Regions from separate parts of the Homo sapiens genome. Here all the other regions are linked to region 1. The links are chromatin loops, found by intact Hi-C in ENCODE. Cell type or tissue: gastrocnemius medialis. All regions are shown on one strand.

What was found. A loop is a pair of places that touch in the nucleus more often than their neighbours do. Peaks named below come from ENCODE experiments on the same cell type or tissue, not always from the same donor. Only the 100,000 strongest peaks of a DNase experiment are listed, where the experiment ranks them.
Region 2: a loop joins it to region 1, with 5 times the contacts of the local background. A loop is called at or near these places in 8 of 110 quality-filtered maps.
Region 3: a loop joins it to region 1, with 17 times the contacts of the local background. A loop is called at or near these places in 67 of 110 quality-filtered maps.

Annotation. Positions count from the first base shown.
Region 1 is chr19:34,497,571-34,505,570 of GRCh38, forward strand. WTIP (WT1 interacting protein) reads left to right here. Exons shown (of 8, transcript NM_001080436.2): 8 at 2,559-8,000. The coding sequence ends at 2,699. Among named protein-coding and RNA genes, the nearest start is that of WTIP, 20 kb to the left of the region's middle. RefSeq lists enhancers at 1-701, 702-1,588, 5,849-6,670, 7,681-8,000 and a silencer at 4,240-4,299. In gastrocnemius medialis, a CTCF peak has its summit at 4,159 (motif pointing left); DNase peaks (open chromatin) are centred at 2,751, 3,141 and 4,131; H3K27ac peaks cover 517 bases.
Region 2 is chr19:34,399,874-34,407,873 of GRCh38, forward strand. GPI (glucose-6-phosphate isomerase) reads left to right here. Exons shown (of 18, transcript NM_000175.5): 18 at 28-2,540. The coding sequence ends at 163. It overlaps PDCD2L (programmed cell death 2 like), which reads left to right and starts at 4,526. Exons shown (of 7, transcript NM_032346.2): 1 at 4,526-4,665; 2 at 4,776-4,942; 3 at 5,057-5,117. The coding sequence starts at 4,558. In gastrocnemius medialis, no CTCF peak of the experiment used is centred here; a DNase peak (open chromatin) is centred at 4,488; H3K4me3 peaks cover 1,328 bases; H3K27ac peaks cover 1,287 bases.
Region 3 is chr19:34,708,512-34,716,511 of GRCh38, forward strand. It overlaps the pseudogene SCGB1B1P. Among named protein-coding and RNA genes, the nearest start is that of ZNF181, 22 kb to the right of the region's middle. In gastrocnemius medialis, a CTCF peak has its summit at 4,377 (motif pointing left); a DNase peak (open chromatin) is centred at 4,330.

The DNA of each region.
Region 1 (8,000 bases):
ACACACAGGCGAAGTGGCCACAAAGGGAGACTGAGGAGGCCTGGGCAGGAGAACCAGGAGGCTGCCGGCGACCGCGCCCCAGCAAGAGCAGAGCAAGTGGCGGTGGGGAATCTGCAGTAGCAATCAGGGATCCCTTGGGTGACAAGGTCTCCTGGGTGCAGGCGAGTGGCCCCATGGGAGCACCGATTGTGTCAGGGTACCCAGGAGGGAGGACAAGGAGCAGGGATGGTCTGCAGAGGGGCCAGGGCTCCCCTCCAGCCCTAACAGGACCTCCGCGTCCCTCCACTTGCTGGGCCGTCCTGTGGACTGTGCGGTCCCCTGCAGATTGTCCAGTACCGAGGGCAGCAAAAGGTTGACGCTGAGAGTGAGAGCGGGGCAGGCGGCTGGTGGTGGTGCTGTGCTGCCGCGAGGCTGTTGGATGGGGACTGATACCTCCGGGACCCCGCACTCCTCCCTGGCCTGGTGTGCAGCGGTCGGTAGCAGGGCCCAGCCAGTGGCCTGTGGTGGGACAGACAGGAGACCAGGGAAAGGAGTGATGTGGTGTCACTGCAGCAGCCCAGCTCCCTTCCCTGCGCAGGGCGGGCCAGGTGTTGGTGTCAGGGGCTCTGGGTAACGGGTCAAAGCCGCCAGCATTCCAGCCCCGAGCCCGCAACGGTAAAAACTGCGAGATAGGGTACTTGAAGCCCGCCCCCTGCTTCCCAGGTCCTCTCACCATTGCCTCTTCAGACCACCCGGGGGTGGCATTCATCCCTTCACCCTGCTCCAGGGACCCCTGTGTGGTGGGAACTGGTGGACACTTCCTTCCGGGCCCCCCAGCAGCTTGGAGCACAGGGCCGCTCCCTCCTCCACCCACTTGCTTCACTTTGCCCTCGGGGCTGCCAGGTTGTGGTTGTCTTCACTTTCGTTTCTCCTTGAGTCTCTTCTGCCCAGGCCTGTTCTCTTCCCACCTCCTCATGGAAGGTTCTGCTGTTTGCCGTCTTCTCTTTTCTAGTGATCTGCACCCCCTGGAAGAGGTGGTCTCCTGTTTTGTCTTTAAAAACCATCACGTGACCGGGCGCGGTGGCTCACGCCTGTAATCCCAGCACTTTGGGAGGCCGAGGCGGGCGGATCACGAGGTCAGGAGATCGAGACCATCCTGGCTAACACGGTGAAACCCCGTCTCTGCTAAAGATACAAAAAATTAGCTGGGCGTGGTGGCGGGCGCCTGTAGTCCCAGCTACTCGGGAGGCTGAGGCAGGAGAATGGCGTGAACCCGGGAGGCGGAGCTTGCAGTGAGCTGAGATCATGCCACTGCACTCCAGTCTGGGCGAGACTCTGTCTCAAAAAAAACAAAAACAAAAAACCCCATCACGTTTGGCTGGGTGCGGTGGCTCACGCCTACAATCCCAGCACTTTGGGAGGCCGAGGTGGGAGGATGGTTGTGAAGCCAGGGGTTCAAGATCAGCCTGATCAGCATAGCAAGACGCCATGTCTACAAAATACAAGGGGAAAAAAATTAGCCGGGCATGGTGGCACATGTCTGTAGTCCCAGCTGCTTGGGAGGCTGAGGTGGGAGGACTGCTTGAGCCCAGGAGTTTGAGGCTGCAGTGAGCTGAGATCGCACCACTGCATTCCAGCCTGGGCGACAGAGTGAGACCCTGTCTAATAAACAAAAAACAGGCCAGGCACGGTGGCTCATGCCTGTAATCCCAGCATTTTGGGAGGCCGAGGTGAAGGATCACTTGAGGTCAGGAGTTCTAGACCAGCCTGAGCAACATGAAACCCCATCACTACAAAAAATAAACAAAATTCACAGGGCGTGGCAGGGTGCGCCAGTGGTCCCAGCTACTCAGGAGGCTGAGGTGGGAGGATCACTTGAGCCCTGGAGGTCGAGGCTGCAGTGAACTGGGATCCAGACACTGCATTCCAGCCTGGGTGACAGTGAGAGACCCTGTCTCAAACAACAACAAACGAATAAACAAAAAACACCCAAACCATCAGGTTTTTATGCTGACACCCATGTTGACTGCTCAGCCCTCTCCCCGCAGTCTGACTTATATCCAGTGACTTCCTCTTGGATACCTGAGAGGCAGCTCCAGTCTCCAGTGCTCCACGCCGGGCTTCCCATACCCCCTCTGGCAGAGGAAGAGTCTTTTTTTTTTTTTTTGAGATGGAGTTTCGCTGTTGTCACCCAGGCTGGAATGCAATGGCAGGCTCTCTGCTCTCTGCAACCTCTGCCTCCCGGGTTTAAGTGATTCTCCAGTCTCAGCCTCCCAAGGAGCTGGGATTACAGGCATGTGCCACTATGCCCGGCTAATTTTGTATTTTTAGTAGAGACAGGGTTTCACCATGTTGGCTGGGCTGGTCTCGAACTCCTGACCGAAGCGATGATCCAGCCGCCTCAGCCTCCCAAAGTGCTGGGATTACAGGTGTGAGCCCCTGCGCCCGGCGGAAGAGTCTTCATGTTGTTTTGCGGCACCCTGCAGATCTGCCCCTCCCCTCCGTCCCTCCCCCGTCCCGTGACCTCTGATGTGCGCTTGTCTGCTGACTCTGGGGCTGGGGGCTGTGTTCTTCCCTAGGACTGCGGGCTGCAGCTGAGCGGGGAGGAGGGACGCCGTTGCTATCCCCTGGCGGGCCACCTACTGTGTCGTCGTTGCCACCTGCGGCGCCTCCAACCTGGGCCTCTTCCCTCACCCACTGTGCACGTCACTGAGCTCTGAGCAGGGGAAAACCCGTCCCTGGGCCGGGGTGGGTGTGGGTGTGGAGGGAGGGCCCGCGTGGGTGGCCCTGGTCAGCGTCAGGGGAGCTCCCTCCAATCAGTTTCCCACCGAGCTGCTGTCTGCAGGGGCCGGACCCCCGCGTGGAAGCTTCTATTTATTCACCGTCTGTGCCTGCTCAAGTCACTTCCCTGCGGGCCCTGCCTCCCACCCACCCCATCACCAGCTTTCCACTTGGAGGCCCCCTGTGCCCTGCAGCCTCAGGGTAGGCCGTGGGTCACCAGGCTGGAGAGGGCCCCTGCCTTGGCCAGGGGTGCGAGGTGACCCGGCTGCATTGCTGGGTGGGAGCTGCTGTCTGTTGTTCAGGGGCCTGGCCCCCGCCCTCCCCCCCGACCCCGACCTCGCAAAGCGCACTCCCGGGCAGGGTGTGGTCTGGAAGGCGGGGCTGGCGGGGACATGGGTGTTCCTGCATCTCCTAGCGCAGTTCCTGCTGGTGGGTGGAAGGGTGCCTGGTTTAGGCGGGGTCCCAGGAGGGGGTGAGGGGTGACACCCTTGGGGAGGGGGCCTGCAAAGGGCACTGCCTGTGGCCACGTGGTGTCTGTGGGAATTGGTCCTGGGGACTTTGATGGGTGTTTGCGGCCCCAGTTGCCGCCCTGCTCCCTCTTCCAGGGCTCCTGGCTTGGGCCCCCCGACCCCCCTGCTCAGCTCGGGAAAATCCCCGTGCGGCTCCAGCCCCGGGTCACGCTCAGGAGCGATGAGAGGGGCGCCCTGGCCACGCTTCAGGAAAGCCTGTGTCTGCGCGCGGGGCAAGGGGCTCCACGACAAAAGGACAAGATTTGACTTAAATTAAGTTTTTCCCTTGAGGATATTTTCATTTTCTTTAAAAGAATATAATTTTCTTCTAAGATCTTGGACCAGCCTTGTTATTTTTAAAGCAAATGCCGGCAAACTCACAAGTGTCTAGTTTGTCTGTTACGGAGCTGGTTTTCAGGTGGTAAGAACCTTGTGGTTTCAGGACTTTTGTCCTGAAATTCCTCTAAAACTTCGCCACGCGTGTCCACCTTTCAGACTTTAGGGTAGTGTGGGGTTCCGTGTGTGTCCGGGTGTTAAGGGCGGTCGCCCCATGAAATGCAGTGTGGAGGTCCCTCCGTGCTCCCCGGGACACACTGACGGGAATGTGGGGTCTGGACATGGGAGGCCCTGGTCCTGATGCGGAATCCCCAGGGGTTCAGGGGACATCTGGACTGAAGTCACTCGCCCCTGGGAGAGCCTGGACCCACCTCTTGGCTGCTGCTCTCCCCTTCCTCCCCCACCGTCAGGTGTGAGTTCTGTGAATCACTCGCGGGGCTGGGCTAGGCTCCGGGAACCAGCAGGGCTGTCCAGGCCGAGCCCAAGGGAACAAACACCAGGAGGCGCCCGCAGGGAAGTGGCGGCTTCGGAGTCCAGCAGGGCCGAGGCATGGCGCGGGCGCCACCTGGTGGGCTGAGCCGGCAAGTACAGGGGTGGTCAGGGAGCCTTAGCCAGGGACTTACACAGCGTGGAGAGCGCTGCATCTTAGAGTGGGGCCTTCAGCAGGACCAGGGGCCACTTCTTGGAGGAGGTGATCCCACTGGGGCCAGAGAGTAAAGTCCAGGCGTGGAGGCTCCGGTGCTGGCTCTCTCCTGCTAGCTGAGCTGCTTTTTCTTTTCTTTTCTTTTTTTTTTTTTGAGACGGAGTGTCATTGTGTCACCCAGGCTGGAGTGCAGTGGCACAATCTTGGCTCACTGCAGCCTCCGCCTCCCGGGTTCAAGCAATTCTCCTGCTTTAGTCTCCCGAGTAGCTGGGACTACAGGCGCACGCCACCACGCCCGGCTAATTTTGTATTTTTAGTAGAGATGGGGTTTCACCATGTTGGTCAGGCTGGTCTCCAACTGCTGACCTCAGGGGCGATCCACCCACCTCAGCCTCCCAAAGTGCTGGGATTACAGGTGTGTACCACTGTGCCCGGCTTTTTTTTTTTTTTTTTTTGAGACAGGGTCTCGTTCTGTCGCCCAGGCTGGAGTGCGTTGGCACAATCTGGGCCTACTGCAACCTCTGCCTCCAGGGTTCAAGTAATTCTCATGCCTCAGCCTCCCCAGTAGCTGAGACTACAGGTGTGCCCCATGACGCCCAGCTATTTTTTTTTTTTTTTTTTTTAAAGACAGAGTCTAGCTCTGTCGCCCAGGCTGGAGTGCAGTGGCGTGATCTGGGCTGACTGCAACCTCTGCCTCCCACGTTCAAGCATTCTGCCTCAGCCTTCCAAGTGCTGGGATTACAAGTGTGCGCCACCAGGCCTGGCTAATTTTTGTATTTTTAGTAGAGTCGGGGTTTCACCATGTTGGCCAGACTGGTCTGGAACTCCTGGCCTCAAGCGATCCATCCGCCTTGACCTTCCAAAGTTCTGGGATTACAGGCGTGAGCCACTGTGCCTGGCCTTACTTTTTGTATTTTTAGTTGAGAGGGGGTTTCAGCATGTTGGCCAGGTTGGTGTCAAACTCCTGACCTCAAGCGAGCCCACCTTGGCCTCCCAGAGTGTTGGGATTACAGGCTTGAGCCACCGTGCCTGGCCTGGGCTCCTTTGCCTTCTAACTGGTCAGTTGCAAAGCTGTCCTCTGAACTGTCCTCTCTGCTTCCTCCCTCAAACCTGCTTTGAGCCGGGTTTCTCCTTGTTGCCAACCCGGTCCTTCTCCTCCCCTTCCTTTGCATGTGCCATGGTGGGCCCTGTGCTTATATCCATGGGGTTGCTTCACTGAACCCTGCTCCATCCCGGTCACCATGCACGCTCCTGCCAGCTGGCCTGAGTCATCACAGCTTGGAGTCCCCCCAACCCCACCCAAGTAACACACTTTGTCAAAGGTCGCAGTCAAGGGACTGCATAGGCCCTTGGGGCAGTGGCCTCACCAGGCCACACTCTGCCCTTTCTTTCTGGGCCCCTGGGCCCCGCATTGCCTTCTGTCAGGGCTGGTGGCCACTGCTCCACCTCCTCCCCCGGAGCTGTGCATGGCAGTTCCCTCCGTGGGAGCCACTCTCCCGGGGTTTCTTCCTCTATGAAGAAACCTTGGCCTCTATGAAGTCAGGCCCCAGTTGTGACACCTCACTTGACACCCAGAAGTCTTGGCCTCTGCTCTCCAAGCTCATTTGCCAACAGCAGTATCTCCATTTCATGCCCAGGGGTGACACTGACCCCATGATTATAGAGATGGAGGATGCTGTGTGAGAACTGGGCTGAGCCATGCCAGTGGCCTGTGACCCTCCAGCCCTGGATGCCACCCCCCACCTGCCCAAGGGGACCCCCACTGATGTGGTCTCTGCTGACACCTGTGCCTGTGCCTGGGGTCCCTGTCATCCTTCCCTGGTCTGAGTGGCAAGTCTCCTGCCATCCCTGTCCCCGCTATGCGGTGAGCTCTTCAGCTTGGGCCCGCCTGGTGGCTCACGCTACTCTCCACCGTGCCTGGATTAGGGCGAGTGCTGAGGCTGGAGCTGACCCTGCCCTGGCCTTCAGGGTCTTGGCTTAGTTCCACCTGCACTGGTCCAAGTCCAGCCTGGTTGCCTAGTGAAGGATCCACAGTGGGTACATAAAGGGCCAAGCGCTGTCCACGTGGACACATCCTATGTGGGCGTGAGTGCTCCCTGCAATCCCCAGACAAGCCTGCCTCTCAGCGGGGCTCAGCTCAGAGACATAGACCCTGGAGGGCTGAGTCTGCCTGTGTGCGTGTGTGTGTGCATGTGTGTGTGTGTGAGAGAGAGACAGGGATGGGGGGAGAGTGTGTGTATCAATGAGAGAGACGGAGAAAGTCGTGTGTGAAAGGGATTGAATATTTCAGAAAATGAATGAGAGAGATTGGGAGAGATGGTGGGAGGTGGAGTGGGAGAGAGACCTGTTGTTTAAGAGGGAGACTGAGTGACTCCGAGAATGAGGGGGAAAGATACGGAGACAGGATAAGCTGCAGAGAGAGAGGGAGAGAGGGATTGAACTGGAGCGAGACCAACAGAGCCCTGACGCTGGGATTTGGGAGGATTTGGTGGGTTCTCAGTGACCCCACTGAGGCCTGACCCACCAGTGGAAAAGGCTCACCTCCTGTAAGTGACCACACTGTGGGGTGTAATTGTGTGTTTGTTTGTGTGTGTGTGTGTGTGTCTGTGTGTGTGTTGGCGTCGCCCTGATGGCCTCTTGGAGGGTCCTGGGGTGGGTGGGTCTTGGGCATGGGGTGCCCTCTGCCCTCATTCTTTCTTCATCCGGGCTCCCTGCCCCTGTTGGGGTGGGAAGCACAGATGTCAGCTTGCTGAGCTGCAGGTACCATGACAATCCCAAGTGGAACTGCTCTTGGGGGGCTGTGTGGGGAGGGGCCACTGGGCAGGATTTATGAGACCTGGGCAGAGGTGTGGGGAGCAGTGTGGGCCAGAGGGTGACTGGGGGTTGGGGTGAGTTGGGTAGGGTGCAGCTGTGCTCATCCCTCCCACCCAGCCCCACCCTGAGGCTGGTCTCTAGCTCGTGAGCAGAGGCCGAGAGAAGGCCCTTCCCCATCACGGGGTCCTGTCTCGTCCGGTCTGGCAGCCCTCATCTGGCCAGGAGGCCAGCAAGGACTTCCGGTGCCACACTCGGGAGGGGTGAGGGCTTTGCTGGCTGCAGGGTTAGGAGTAGGCGCAGCCTGTGGGGCCCAGGAGAACCTTGGGGTGGGGATCAAGAACAGGTCTGGGAGAGGGGGGAGCATCAGGGCCACCTGCAGCCTCCACCCAGCCCAGCTCTGGAGGCTTTGCCCCCACCCCGCCCCCATGGTAGGCGTGTTCCCTAGAGGCTGGTGGGGACCTGGGAGAGGGGCATGTGCACACATTTCATGGGGATGATGGGGGACTCTGGGAGCCAGCCTGGGTGGGGGCTCAGAGGTGGGAGGGGCCCTGAGGCCTGAGGTGGTGGAAGGAGCTCACCTATCTCAGGCCCAGGCCCTTGCCAGGTTCCTAGTCCCTGGCCGGATACCCCAGGGTGGCCTGGGATCCTGGAGAGTGCTCAGGAAACTCAGGAGGAGTGTGGACGCGGCTCCTCTCCTTCCACCCACTTCCCTGGCCCTGAGGGCATTGCTGGGCCACCATCCCAGACCTGGGGCATGTGTCACAGGGCTGCCAGGAGGGCATAGGGCCCAAGGATTCCCCAGGGATGCCAGCCCCCCTGTGGGCCCTCAGGACTGGTAGCCCTGGGCCCCCTGGCGCTTTGTAGGGAGGTGCTCAGCAGTGATGGTTGTGTGCCTGTCACACCCACCCACCTGTGCCTCCCCCCACCTGCCACGCCCA
Region 2 (8,000 bases), 98 kb before region 1:
TCTTCCCTTCCCTTCCCTTCTTGGCAGAGTGGAGCTGGGAAAGCAGCTGGCTAAGAAAATAGAGCCTGAGCTTGATGGCAGTGCTCAAGTGACCTCTCACGACGCTTCTACCAATGGGCTCATCAACTTCATCAAGCAGCAGCGCGAGGCCAGAGTCCAATAAACTCGTGCTCATCTGCAGCCTCCTCTGTGACTCCCCTTTCTCTTCTCGTCCCTCCTCCCCGGAGCCGGCACTGCATGTTCCTGGACACCACCCAGAGCACCCTCTGGTTGTGGGCTTGGACCACGAGCCCTTAGCAGGGAAGGCTGGTCTCCCCCAGCCTAACCCCCAGCCCCTCCATGTCTATGCTCCCTCTGTGTTAGAATTGGCTGAAGTGTTTTTGTGCAGCTGACTTTTCTGACCCATGTTCACGTTGTTCACATCCCATGTAGAAAAATAAAGATGCCACGGAGGAGGTTGTAGGCTCAGCCTCTGATTTTTTTTTTCCTGTGATGGTGCTTTATGTAGCAGAGGGCAGGAGCGCTCAGCAGGACGCAGGCTGTGCCTCTGCGGACACTTAACACTAAGTGGTGAGCGGGTCTAGAGTGGAGCAAGGTGCCCTGAGAAGACAATAGTGGGGTGGGGGCACAATCAGTCAGGACGGCAACTTGGCCTGTGTCACCAAATCCCAAGACTGTTTTCCACTCCTCACCTCTGTGACTGCAGAAATTGGATACTCTGTTCACTCGATGGTTCTAAAAACTGCATTGAGATTATGTTTGTTTCGGGTGAATTCCTGGACAAGACCGAGGATGACTGCCATCTCCTGGCAAGACGCTCAGGTAGTTCTTTTGCTTTAAAAGGCAGATATTGAAAACTGGAATTTTTTTTTTTTGAGTCTCGCTCTGTCACCCAGACTGGAGTGCAGTGGTGCAATCTCGGCTCACTGCAACCTCCGCCTCCCGGGTTCAAGCTATTCTCCTGCCTCAGCCTCCCGAGTAGCTGGGATTACACGGCGCACACCACCATACCCAGCTAATTTTTGTATTTTTAGTAGTGAAGGGGTTTTACCATGTTGGGCAGGCTGGTCTTGAACTCCTGACCTCAGGTGATCTGCCCGCCTCAGCCTCCCACAGTGCTGGGATTACAGGTATGAGCCACCACGCCCGGCCCATTTTTTTTTTTTTTTTGACAACTTTTTTTTTTTTTTGAGACAGGGTCTTGTTCCATTGCCCAGACTGGAGTGCAGTGGCATGATCACAGCTCACTGCAGCCAGTAATCCTCTTGCCTCAGCCTCCCAAGTAGTTGAGACTACAGGTTGTACCACTATGCCCTGCTAGTTTTTTCATTTTTTGTAGAGAGACGGGTCTTTTTTTTTTTTGAGACGGAGTCTCGCTCTGTCGCCCAAGCTGGAGTGCAGTAGCACGGTCTCAGCTCATTGCAAGCTCCGCCTCCCAGGTTCACGCCATTCTCCTGCCTCAGACTCCTGTGTAGCTGGGAGTACAGGCACCTGCCACCATGCCCGGCTAATTTTTTATATATTTTTTTAGCAGAGACAGTGTCTCACTGTGTTAGTCAGGATGGTCTCGATCTCCTGACCTCGTGATCCGCCCGCCTCAGCCTCCCAAAGTGCTGGGATTACAGGCGTGAGCCACCGCGCCCAGCAAGGCGGGTCTTGCTGTGTTTCCCAGACTAGACTGGTCTTGAATTCCAGGGCTCAAGAGATCTCCCACCTCAGCCTCCCACAGTGCTGGGATTACAGGCGTGAGCCGCCACACCCAGCCTATTCAAAATTTTTTTTTCTTAGAGACAGGGTCTTTGTTGCCCAGGCTGGACTGCAGTGATACAATCATAGCTGACTGAAGCCTCAAATTCCCAGGCTAAGGTGATCTTCTCACCTCAGCCTTCCAAGTAGCTGGGTCCGCAGATGCATGCCAGTACACCCAGCTCATTTAAAAAAAAATTTTTTTCTTTTTTGAGAGTCTTGCTTTGTTGCCCAGGCTGGAGTGCAGTGGTGTGATCTCGGCTCACTGCAAGCTCCACCTCCCGGCTTCACGCCATTCTCCTGCCTCAGCCTCCCGAGTAGCTGGGACTACAGGTGCCCGCCACCACACCCGGCTAATTTTTTGTATTTTTAGTAGAGACGGGGTTTCACCGTGTTAGCCAGGATGGTCTTGATCTCCTGACCTCATGATCCGCCTGCTTTGGCCTCCCAAAGTGCTGGGATTACAGGCGTGAGTCACCGCGCCCGGCTCATTTTAAAATTTTTGTAGATCAGTGTACTGTTGTAAAAAAAAAAAAATAAGAAAAATAAAAAATAAATTTTTGTAGTGATAGGATCCCACTGAGGCCAGAGAATAGGGTCTGGAGACAAAGGAGCATTCACTTCAGCCTCTGACTGGTGGCAGGCCAAGTCTTTATTTACATAGGGTGTAACCAAATAGGAAACCTCTAAAGGGTACTTAAACCCCAGATTTTCTACACAGGGCACTTGCTTGAGCCTCATCCCGCTTTCTGGAATGTACTTTTGCTTCAATAAATCTGTGCTTTTGTTCCTTCTTTTGTTGCTTTGTGTGTTTTGTCCACCTCTTTGTTCAATATTCCAAGAACCTGGACGACTTGTAGTCAAGATCCTCCCCTGGTAATACTACTGTGTTGCCCAGGCTTATCTTCAACTCCTGGGCTTAAGAGATCCTCCTGCCTTGGCCTCCGAAAGTGTTGGGATTACAGGCGCAAGCCACTGTGCCCAGCATCACAGGGCCTTTTAAAGCTATCAGGATGAAGTGTGGTAAAAAAAGGAGTAAATGGGTTTCATCTCCAGATCCTTGCTGGGCTAGAGCCAAACCTCACAAAGGCTGGTGCTTCCTCCTTTGAGGTGTAAATCCTTGAAAACATTCATTTCTTTTGCATACCACGTTATGAATCCTAAAATAATGTTTTTGCAGCCTGCATTTTTAAAAAGTCAGGTTTATTGGGGTGTGATTTACATATAGTAAGATTCACCTTTCTTTGGTATACAGTTATGAGTTTTCACAAGTGTATATACAGTCTTAGAACCATTACAGATGAGATATACAGCATTTTCCTCACCCTCAAAAGTTCCTGACACTTGTGGTCCAGTCCTACTCCCTCATCCCAACTCCTGACTACCATTGAACTGATTTTTTTCCCTCCGAAGTTCTGCGTTTACCAGAATGGCGCCTTTTGTGTCTGGCTTCTTCCCATGATGCTTTTGAAATTCACCCATGTTGTGCTGCAGGAATTGAAAAAACTGTATTGTGTGGCTGGGCGCGGTGGCTCACACCTGTAATACTAACACTTTGGGAGGCCGAGGTGGGCAGATCACTTGATTTCAGGAGCTCGAAACCAGCCTGGCCAACATGGTGAAACCCCGTCTCTACTAAAAATACAAAAAAGGCCGGGCATGGTGGCTCACGCCTGTAATCCCAGCACTTTGGGAGGCCAAGGTGGGCGGATCACCTGAGGTTGGGAGTTCGAGACCAGCCTGACCAACATGGAGAAACCCCATCTCTATTAAAAATACAAAATTAGCCAGGCATGGTGGCACATGCCTGTAATCTCAGCTACTCGGGAGGCTAAGGCAGAAGAATCGCTTGAACCTGGGAGGCAGAGGTTGCAGTGAGCTGGGATCACGCCAGTGCACTCCAGCCTGGGCGACAAGAGCGAAACTCCGTCTAAAAAAAAAAAAAAAAAAAAAGCCGGGCGCCGGGCGTGGTGGTGGGCGTCTGTAACCCCAGCTACTGGGTGGGGCTGAGGCAGGAGAATCACTTGAACCTGGGAGGCTGAGATGCAGTGAGATGGCGCCACTGCACTTCAGCCTGGGCGACCCAGCAAGACTCTGTCTCAAAAACAAAACAAAACAAAACAAAAATAAAAACTGAAAAATCTCAAACATATAAAACCCAAATAGAATAAATCTCCATGTGCCTGGCACCAAATTTCAACAATTATCAACTCATGGTCAATCTTACTGTATTTACACCCCACCACCTTAATTATGTAGTAGCAAATCGGAGGTATTTCATCTATAAGCATTTTGGTGTGTTTCTCTAAAAATTAAAAACTTTAACTTTTTAAAAAACTTTATTGTTCTTGTTAATGACTGATAATACCATTATCCCACCTAAAATTTTTATTTTCCGGGAAGGCTTTTTTCTGGTGGCTCACACCTGTAATCGCAACACTTTGGGAGGCGGAGGCGGGAGGATCGCTTGAACCCCAGGAGTTCAAGACCAGTGTGGGCAATATAGCAAGTCCTCGTCTCAGGAAAAAAAGGAAAAAAGAAAGTTAGCTTTTTGGCAAAACTACTTCCTAGTAGATGGTGTGTACTTCCTATCACAGCGCATTAAGGGGCACATAATGCCTGGGACTCCGGGATTTCGAGCCCCTGACGCCAGCGGCGCCTCTGTGGCTCTGGGACCTGAGCGCACGCGCCTTAAAGCCACGCCTCCGCATCGGATCCTAGTAAGGGAGCGGGGTTATCATTTTAGCGTAGCGTTGCGCGTGCGCAGAGAGGCCGCCGTAGTTTGCGTTTTCACCTGGTCGCCCGGCGGCCATGGCGGCCGTTCTGAAGCCGGTGCTGCTGGGCCTTCGAGATGCGCCGGTGCACGGCAGCCCCACAGGGCCGGGTGCCTGGACTGCTAGCAAGCTGGGCGGCATTCCGGTGAGGGCGGGTGCCGGAGCTGGGGTCGATGGGTGCTGCTGAAGGGTGCGGAGGGAGTGGGCGAGGTCCTGGGGGGAGTCGGGGTCTGAGCGCCTCCTCTGTCCCCTCAGGATGCTCTGCCCACCGTGGCTGCGCCCAGGCCCGTGTGTCAGCGCTGCGGGCAGCCGCTCGCTCTGGTCGTGCAGGTGTATTGCCCGCTGGAAGGCTCCCCGTTTCACCGTCTGCTGCACGTGTTCGCGTGCGCCTGCCCCGGCTGTAGCACCGGCGGTGCGCGCAGGTAGGCGGGGAAGTCCCAGAGCTGCTCCAGGGGTGTCCTTTCCAGCGGGCTGGGGCGGGCCGGCGGGCTGGAGTCGGGGTGCAGCCCTCACGGCCCTTTGTCTTCACCCCGAAGCTGGAAGGTGTTCCGCTCCCAGTGCCTGCAGGTGCCAGAGAGAGAGGCGCAGGACGCTCAGGTAAAGGTTGTGATTGGCATGTTATTGTTTTTCTGTCATTTGAGGATATTTTCCAGAGAATAGTTTGGGGCAGACTTTAAAGCCGTGTTCTTTGAAGTACACTGGAGTGTTTTTTGCTTTTCTGAAGAACCATAAAATGCTATTTTCGTAAAGTTTTTTTTTTTTTTTTTTTTTGAGACGGAGTTTCGCTCTGTCGCCCAGGCTGGAGTGCAATGGCGCGATCTCGGCTCACCGCAACCTCCGCCTCCCAGGTTCAAGCGATTCTCCTGCCTCAGCCTCCCTAGTAGCTGGGATTACAGGCATATGCCACCACGCCCGGCTAATTTTGTATTTTTAATAGAGACGGGGTTTCGCCATGGTGGTCAGGCTGGTCTCGAACTGCCGACCTCAGGTGATCCACCCGCCTCGGCCTCCCAAAGTGCTGGGATTACAGGCATGAGCCACCGCGCCCGGCCTTTCTTAAGGTTTTGTGAGAGTTTTTTTTTTCTTCTATTTTACTTTATTTTTATTTTCTAACTCCTTTGTTAAAAGGAGATGGAGGCCCAGCATGGTGGCTCACGCCTGTGATCCCACCGTTTTTTGAGAGGCTGAAGTGGGAGGATTGCTTGAGCTCAGAAGTTGGAGACCAGGCTGGGCGCGGTGGCTTACGCCTGTAATCCCAGCACTTTGGGAGGCCGAGGCGGGCGGATCTCCTGAGGTCAGAAGTTCGAGACCAGCCTGGCCAACATGGCGAAACCCCGTCTCTATTAAAAACAAAAACAAAAAATTAGCCGGGCATGGTGGCAGACACCTGTAATCCCAGCTACAAGGGAGGTTGAGGCAGGAGAATCGCTTGAACCCGGGAGACAGAGATTGCAGTGAGCTGAGATCATGCCACTGCACTCCAGCGTGGGTGACAGACTCCGTAAAAACAAAACAAAACAAAACAAAAGAAAAAAAAAACGTTGGGAGAGCAGTCTGGGCAACATAGCAAAACATCGTCTCTATAAAAAGTAAACAAATTAGCCAGGCATGATGGCCACGCAACTGTAGTGCCAGCTACTCAGGAGGCTGAGGTAGGAGGATTGCTTGAGTCTAGGAGGTTGAGGCTGCAGTGACCTACACTTGTGCCACTGCACTCCGGCCTGGGCCACAAAGCCAGACCCTGTCCCCTGCCAAAAAAACAAAAGGGAGATGGAGACTTCCTCCTGGATTTCTTCAACTTTTTTTTTTAACTGTAAATTGACAGTTTATAATAATGTATAAATTTATGAGGTATAAAGTGATGGCTATGATTCATGAATATCATGTGGAATAATTAAATGAAGCTAGTTAATGCATTCATCACCTCAAATACTTAACATCTTGTGAGAACATTTGAAATTTCCTCTAGCAATTTGGAGATACACAATACTCTTATTTTTTTTTTTTTTTGAGACGGAGTCTTGCTCTGTTGCCCAGGCTGGAGTGCAGTGGCGCCGTCTCTGCTCACTGCAAGCTCCACCTCCTGGGTTCACACCATTCTGCCTCAGCCTCCAGAGTAGCTGGGACCACAGGCGCCCGCCACCACGGCCAGCTAATTTTTTCATTTTTTTAAATTTTTAGTAGAGACAGGGTTTCACCATGTTAGCCAGGATGGTATTGATCTCGTGACCTTGTCATCCACCCACCTCGGCCTCCCAAAGTGCTGGGATTACAGGCTTGAGCCCCTGTGCCCAGCCACAATACTCTATTATTAACTATATTCATGCTGTGCAGTAGAACTTAAAAAAAACCCACATTCCTCCTGAATAACTGAGGTTTTGTATTCTTTGACCGTCATCTCCTTATTCTTCCCGCTCCAGGTTTCTTTCTTCCTTTTTTTTTTTTTTTTTTTTTTTGAGACCGAGTTTCGCTCTTGTTGCCCATGCTGGAGTGCAATGGCACAATCTCAGCTCACTGCAACCTCCACCTCCCGGATGCAAGCGCTTATCCTGCCTGCCTCAGCCTCCCTAGTAGCTGGGATTACAGGCACTCGCCACCACGCCCAGCTAATTTTTATATTTTTAGTAGAGAAAGGGTTTCACCATGTTGGCCAGGCTGGTCTTGAACTCCTGACCTCAGGCAACCCACCCGCCTCGGCCTCCCAAAGTGCTGGGATTACAGGCGTGAGCCACCATGCCCGGCTCACTCCAGATTTTTTTTTTTCTTTGAGATGGAGTTTCGCTTTGTTGCCAGGCCGGAGTGCAGTAGCACAATCTTGGCTCACTGCAGCCTCCGCCTCCCAGGTTCGAGCAATTCTCCTGCCTCAGCCTCCTGAGTACCTGGGACTACAGGCACACACCACCATGCCCAGCTAATTTTTGTATTTTTAGTAGAGATGGGGTTTCACCGTGTAGCCAGGATGGTGTCGATCTCTTTACCTCGTGATCCACCCGCCTTGGCTTCCTGAGGTGCTGGGATTACAGGCGTGAGCCACCACACCTGGCCACTCCAGATTTCTTTAACCACCACTCTACTCTCTACTTCTTTGAGGTTGTTTTAGATTCCACATATAAGTGAATACATGCAGCATTTGTCTTTGTGTCTGGCTTATTTCCCTTAGCAAAATGTTCTCCAGTTCCATCCATGTTGTCACAAATGACAGAATTTCCTTTTTTTTTTTAAGGGTGAAAAATATTCCATTGTATATATAGTAGTTTTTTTAAACTTACACTGAAGGTCTTGAGACACACAGTTTACTGATTTTCCTGTTTGGGAATATATATGGGTGTGTACATATATGTGGTTGTATGTGATAATGTATACGTGTCTTTATAGTAAATATACTTTATGAGAGCTATATATGTATTAACACATTTCATAAGATGAAATCTGAATTTATTGAAAAGGCAGGCAAGTTGGTAGCTGCAGAACACAATTTAG
Region 3 (8,000 bases), 210 kb after region 1:
AGCGCTATCTTGAATCCATGTGAAGGAAGTTGTATGTGGGCATTGCATTAGGAATTATAAGTAATCTAGGAATGACTTAAAAGTGTACTGGAGGATGTGTGCAGGTTACATGCAAATACTATGCCATTCTATATACGGAACTTGTACACCTGTGGATTTTAGTGTCCATGGGAGGTCCTGGAACCAATTCCCCATAAATCCAAAGGGACAACTACATGTGAGTCTATACTGATAAAAATAAATGATTATGTTCTCACTCATAAGTGGGAGCTAAGCTATGATGATGCAAAGGCATAAGAATGATACAGTGGATACTGGAGACTCAGGGGAAAGGGTGGCAGGGAGGTGAGGGATAAAAGACTATACACTGGGTGCAGTGTACAATGCTTGGGTGATGGGTGCACCAAAATCTCAGAAATCACCACTAAGGAACTTATTCATGTAAACAAACACCACATGTTCCCCAAAAACCTATTGAAATAAGAAAAGAAACAAAAAAAACAGGGAAGAAAAAAAATACAAATAAATGATTGAACAAATAAATAAATGAGAAAGAAAAGACAGATATTCCTTACAGAATAATTCCAAATTATATATATATAGATCCTCCCCTCCCTGCTACTGTTTTCCCCATTTCCTACTTTTTTCTTTTTCTTTTTTAGAGACAGGGTCTTCCTCTGTCACCCAGGCTGGAATGCAATTGCGTGATCATAGCTCACTGCAGTCTCAACCTCCCAGGCTCTCAAGCAATCCTCCTGCCTCAGCCTCCCAAGTAGCTGGGACCACAGTCCACCACACTCTGCTAATTTTGTTATTTTTTAAGAGACAGGGTCTCACTATGTTGCCCAGGCTGGCCTTGAACTCCTGGGCCCAAGGGATCCTCCTGCCTCTGCCTCCCAAAGTGCTGGTATTGTACACTTGAGCCACCACACCTGGCCACCCTACTCTTGTCTTCAGAAACATCTAGCCACCATCAAGCTTACTGCCCTCCCACCTTGAGTATGTGCTGGATGTTTCCCAAGAAAATAGTAGGGAAAGGGAAAAACAGTAGAGAAAGCCAACACAGATGACACTAATCAAGTGATAAGTGATAACCAGTGCCTAGACATTGATGTCACAGGGTCCTGCACTTCCAGGGTGTGTTCCCTAAAATCCTAATCCCAATGTAAATATTATGAGAAAAAATGCCAAACTCAGCTTGGTGGGCATTTGACGATGTCCACCACCTCAACACTACCAAGGCCATAAAAAAGCAAGGCAGGACTAAGACAGTGTCACACACCAGAAGACATGATGAACAGCTGACAGCTGGAGCTCATTGCTTGGCACCTCTCAACCAAGAGCCCTTACCAGACATGAATCCTGTTTTGTACAAGGTTCTAATCAAGGCCAAAAACCTTGCATTCTACCTTTGACTCTGCAGCTTCAGCAAACCTTATTCTGTCACTACTGACTCAGAGAAAAGGTCAGCCAAGAACCTCTAGCCAAAAACTGCCTTATTCTGAACTGACAAAGTACTGAAAACTTTCACTTTATTTAACTAATACAAAGCAATTTAATAAGCAAATATACAGTAAGTATCTGTAAAAGTTCTTGTTCATAGACTCCAGAGGCCAGGCACAGTGACTCATGCCTGATGAGTGTCTCTCCCAGCACTTTGGGAGGCTGAGGTGGGAGGATCGCTTGAGTCCAGAAGTTTGAGATGAGCCTGGGCAAGATGGGGAAACCCCATCTCTACAAAAACTAAAAATAAAAAAGTTAGCCAGGCTTGGTTGTGCACACCTGTGGTCCCTGCGACTTGGGAGGCTAAGATGGATGGCTTGAGCCTGAGAGGTTGAGGCTGCAGTGAGCTCTGATTGCACCACTGCAATCCAGCCTGAGCAACAGGAGACTCTGTCTTAAAAAAATAAGAAACCAAAATAAGTTTTAAAAATATGTAGTTTATAGACTCCAGAGCAATGGGGATGTCCCTTCAATTCATCTAACAGACATTTATAGAGCATCTACTTTGTGTTGGTCCTGGTCTGAGCCCTGAGGATGTAGCAGCACATTGGAGCTCCTCATACATCTATGGGTAGGGGGAGATAATCAGCAAATGGAAAGACACAGGCCTTTTCCTGCCCCACTGTGAGACCTGGCACAGGTATAAAAGGGCCTCAAATGGGGCCTGACGAACTTGCCACTGGCACCATGAAGCTGGCTCCTACTTTCGGGCTGCTCTTCACTGCCGTGCTCCTGATCTCCAGGGCAAGTAGGTGCCAGGCTGTGAATGCCTGGGGATGTGGATGCTGGGGCTTTGATGGCATCCAAGGGCAGTTTTGAGCATACATGGAGGGAAAGGGATGTGTAGGCTCTGATGAGTGTCTCTCAAGGGTCTGTCCACGTGTCATTGTGTTCCAGATTGTGACATCTGCCCAGTTGTGACAAAGGATGTTGATCTCTTCCTGGTGGGAACCCCTGATGAATATGTTGATCATGTGGCACAATACTGAACATCCTCATTAATATTGTCCAATGCTAGAAAGCTGAAGAACTGTTTCAATGGCAAATTGGCAGACGAGGACAAGAGGCATGTGCTCAGTGGGCTGGTGAGTGCAGCTGTGTGTGCCTGCACCTTAGTCTGGGTGGAGGGTCTGCTGGTTCTAGGGCAGTGGGTGGGAGTGCTTATTCTCCTCCCACCAACTTACCATTATGATATGTAATTGAGACTACTGGAAATAGATTTACATGTGAGGTGTGTAGCAACAGTAAAATGTATTTTAATAAAAGGTTATAAGAGGCATAAAAATATAAATTCTTGCCTAGGGTTAAAGAATTGTTTTAAATTAGAAAATATGAAGTTAAAAGTTCAAACAAGTGGTAGAAAGTGTAAAAATAAATCTTGCAAAAATTCTATGTATGAATATATTGACTAAATTCAAAAGGGTATTATATGGTTTTTCTCTAAATTCAGCATTAAAATAAGAGCATGACAAGGTACTCTCCCACCAAGGCCTTTCCCTGGGAATCTGGGAGGAAAAGGAACCTCGTGAATGAGGAGGTAGAGAGGAGGGAGCAGACACCAATGACGCAGGGAAGGGCCAGGAAGGGGGATTCAGCTAGCCCTTGAGCTTGTGGGCTGGCTCTGGCTGTTCAGCTCTGTAGGCTAGCCTGGGAACCTCCAGGACCTCCTGTGTCCATGGCACCACTCAACCTCAATTTTAGACCCTTGGCTCTGACCTCCTGGCCTACAGCCTCTCGAGCACATGAGACTCTCCAAACCATGAGCCCTGGGTCTTTCTAATACAGGATTTATTAAGAAATTATTTTTAGGCAGCTAGAAAGGGTAAAAGTTCTCGGTGGAATTTTCCTTTAATAAAAAGCAGCCCCAAACCATTTCTTCTCCGACAGAAAGCAGCCTGATATATATGAAAACTAGGAGCTTTCATATGTAAATGCCAGCAGCGGTACCTGGAAGCCAGGTACATTGAATATGGTGGTTCCTGCTCTCCTTTTCCTTGTCACCGTGTGTGTAGGAATCATGGTGACCCACCAGGTAGAACCACATTTGCATAATAAAAGAGTAGGGTGGGAAGGCCAGTCTTTTTGCAGGCTATGCAAATGGAACGTCTAGTCAAACCAATCCCCTGGGCCCTATGTAAATCAATCACCACCTCCCTAAGCCTCTGCACAAAATCGATTGCATCCTGCTGCAAACTGGAGACCCTCTCTTGGGCGACCTGCTTTCTCAGCATGAGGAAGCCTTTTCTCTCTCTTCTTCTTCTTTGTCTATTAAACTTTCTGCTCCTAAACCCACTCCTCATGTGTATTCGCGTCCTGAATTTTTTTCGACTGAGACAAAGAAACAGGGTATATACCCCAGTCAACCAAGCTGTTTCATCTGGCGGTTCTCATCCAGGATCAGGATCAGAATGGAAGATAGAAACATCGGACTGGTGAGTATGGAGTGAGCCTCAAATCTGCCCTTTAATCTCAAGGCTGTCTTCAAACCAGTTTTTTTTTTTTTTTCCACAGAGTTCCTAGCCATCACATGAGGCTGGGAGAAGTCCTAGGGCAACTGAGAATTTCTGTCCAGGGCACACCCTGGCATTATTCAAAGGCTTCGGGACTGAACCCAGCCTCCAACAGCCCATCCAAGTGTTGATCATGGATCTCCAGCTATCCTGTCACAAAATTTTCCTTTCTTTTCTATCTGCTGTCACTATGTCTCCTATCCTCTGTGTGTGCAGTGTGCAGGAAATTTTACAGTTCAGGGAAACAGTTCTGTTAGGAAAGATCAGCAAACACCACGTGCAGCAACTCAACAAGCATCTCTATCCTGCCTCTGGCGAGCACATGTTATTTCTAAGCCAACAGCGCCACCTAGTGGAAATATAAATCCTCTTCATGTGGCAAATCGCCGGTGTTTTACAGTAATACTGCAGCTTCTCAATTCTTTCTTTTTGCACCGCTAGAAATCAGCCTCTAAGGTCTTTCTGTGAATGGGAAAGCTCCAACTTCAACAATTAGGAGGAAAATGTCCTTCACAGCCAAATGTTAGCGCCCATACTGTGCCAACAGCAGGAAAAATCACCATTAGGTCCCTACGTTCATTTCTGTCTCCAATGAGAGCAGTACTTAATTAGTAAAGTGATTTTAAGTACAGAGGTTAAACAGAACCATTTTGCTATGGGTAAATATTTTAGCACAGGCCATAATAGCAGGTAATTTAGCACACTGACTCTGTTAAAGAAGGCTTGCCCAAAGGGGACACAGTCTCTCCAGAGATCCATTTCTTCAGGAAGCCAGGCAGATCACACAGATCGATAAGCTAAGGCAGTGTGGGTAAAGCATGGTTAATCCCATAACTTAGTTCATAAGGTTCCATGACTTGGAGGACCACGCCTACAACAATGGGCAGCACAGTTAACACAATGCTGGGACACAGGAACCAAGGAGAGAAAACTGTTGGGGGGATGCTCCCACTGTCTTCCTCTCCACCCTAGGTCACAGTGAAAGGACACCTAGGGAGTAGAAACAGAGGGACAAAAGAACTACAGGGCAAACAAAAATGTTAACAAAATGGCAATAGTAAATGGTAGGAGACTTCCACATGTCACATTTAATAATAGACAGACCATCTAGACAGACAACGTATAACAGACTTAAACAAAATCATAGAACAAATGGATCTACCAGACACACACAGAACTTTCCTCCCAACAGCGGAAGACATTCTCCTCAAGAATACACACTACAGTCTCCAGGATAGAAGACAAGTTAATTCGAAAACAAGTCTTAACAAATTTAAGATCAGAACCATATTCAGTGTCTTTTCTAGCCACGGTGGAATGAAACCAGAAATCAAAACTGGCAAGAAAACAGGGAAGTTTATATATATGTGGAAAAATTCAAAATTTCTTGACACAATTGCTGCACTTCTGATCAAATGGCTCTTGCAGATATTTATAGACTATTTCATCCAACAGCTGCAAAATATTATTTCTTTCCATAAGAACATTTAACAAAGAATGAGTATTTGATAGGAAAACAGGATGACTATAGTTAATAATCATTTAATTGTATATTTTAAAATAACTGAAAAAGTATAATCAGATTATTTGTAACACAAAGAATAAATCCTTCAGGTGACGGATACCCCATTGACTCTTTTTCTTTTTTTTTTTTGACAGAGTCTAGCACTGTTGCCTGGGCTGGAGTGCAATGGTGCAATCTCGGCTCACTGCAACCTCCGCCTCCTGGGTTCAAATGATCTCCTGCCTCAGCCTCCCAAGTAGCTGGGATTAAAAATACAAAAAATAAAAATTTTTGTATTTTTAGTAGAGACGGGGTTTCACTATGTTGGCCAGGCTGGTCTTGAACTCCTAACCTTGTGATCTGCCTGCATTGGCCTCCTGAAGTGCTGGGATTACAAGTGTGAGCCACCACACCCAGCCTCCCGTTGACTCTTATGTGATTATTATACATCGTTTGCCTGCATGAAAATATCACATCAAGTATCATTTCTGACCACAATGAAGTAACACTATAAATCAAATCAATAACAAGATAAATTTTCTAAAATGAACAAATATATAAAAATGAGACAATGAGCAAATAAACAAATTAAGAAGCAAATTAAAAAAATTTTTGAAGCAAGTTAAAATAGAAATGCCACATACCAAAGCCTGTGTGATCCAGCAAACACAATATTAGCAAGAATTTTGATAATAAATATCTTCATCAAAAATGTAGAAAAAGTTCAAATAAAACCTGCACAACATAACAAAATCTATAGGGTACTGAAAAGGCAATAATAACAAGGTAGTTTAGTAGTAACTACCTACATCAAAAAAAAGAGAGAAAGATTTCAAGTAAAACTTAATGCATTTCAAGGAACTAAAAGAGCAAATACAAACCAAACCCAAATTTAGCAGGAGGAAAGATATAATAAAGATCACAGCAGAAATAAATGAAATTGAGACTAAAAAATAGTATAGAAGATTAACAAATGAAGAGTTGGTTTTGTTAAAAGAAAAAAAATCATCAGACCATTAACTAGATTGTGAAAAAAGACCCAAGTAAATAAAACCAGAAATGAAATAGTAGACATCACAACTGATACCACGCAAAAACGAAGTATCATTAGAGATTGCTACCAGTAACTATAAGCTAACAAATTAGAAAACGTACCAGAAATGTGTAAATTATTAGACATATAAAATTTACCAAGATTGAACCAAGAAGAAATAGAACTCCTGAATAGAGCAATTACAAGTAATGAGATTGAACCTGTAATAAAATGTCTCCATCAAAGAAAAAACCCAGGCTCCATTTTCTTCCAGAATTGTACAAAATATTTAAGAACTAATACCAATTCTTCAAAAAGTCCTCCAGAAAATTGAAGGGAATGAAATTCTTCCAAACTCATTCTACAAAACCAGCAATACCCTGATGGCAAAACCAGACAAGGACACACACACATACAGAAAACAACAACAACAACAACAACTATAGGCCAATATCCATCATCCTCAACAAAATTCTAGCAAACCAACCCCAACAGCACAGCAAAATGATCATTCCCCATGATCAAGTGGGAGTTCTCCCAGGAATGCAAGGATGGTTCAAAATACACAAATCAATACATGTGACACATCACATCAACAGAAGGAAGAACAAGAACCATACAATCATGTAAATAGATGCAGAAAAAGCATCTGATAAAATTCAACTGTGCTTCATTATAAAAACTCTTAACAAACTGGGTGTAAAAAGAACGTATGCCAATATAATAAATGAAATATATGGCAAACCCACTGCCAACATCATAGTGAATAAGGAAATATTGAAACGTCATTCTCTAAAATCTGGAACAAGAAAAAAAAGTGGCCACTTTCACCAGTTTTATTCAACATAGTACTGGAAGTCCTAGCCAGAGCAGTTAGGCAACAGAAAGAAATAAAGTGCATCCAGACTGGATAGGAGGATGTCCCAGTCTCTGCTTGCAGATGACATGGTCTTGTATATAGAAAAACCTAAAAGGACCAACAAAAACTCTTAGAACTGATAAAGAAATTCAGTAAAGGCACAGGATACAAAATCAACATATAAAAATCAGTAGCATTCGTACACATCAGCAACAAATTAGTAAAGGAAGAAATTGAGAAGGCAAACTCATGTAAAATAGCTACCAAAATAAGAATAAATTTAACGAAAGAGGTGAAAGACCTCTACCCAAAAAGCTATAAAACGCTGATGAAAGAAAGTGAAGAGGACATCAAAAGTGAAAAGGCATCCCATGTTCATGATTGGAACAATTAATGTTGTGAAAATGAGCATATCACCAAAAGTGATCTGCAGATTCAATGCAATCCCTGTCAAAATATCAATGATATCTTCACAGAGGTAGAAAAAACAATCCTAAAATTGGTAAGAAACCACAAAAGACTCAGAATAACCAAAGCAATCCTCAGAAAAATGAACTAAGTTGGAGGCATAACACTTCTTGAAGTCAAAAT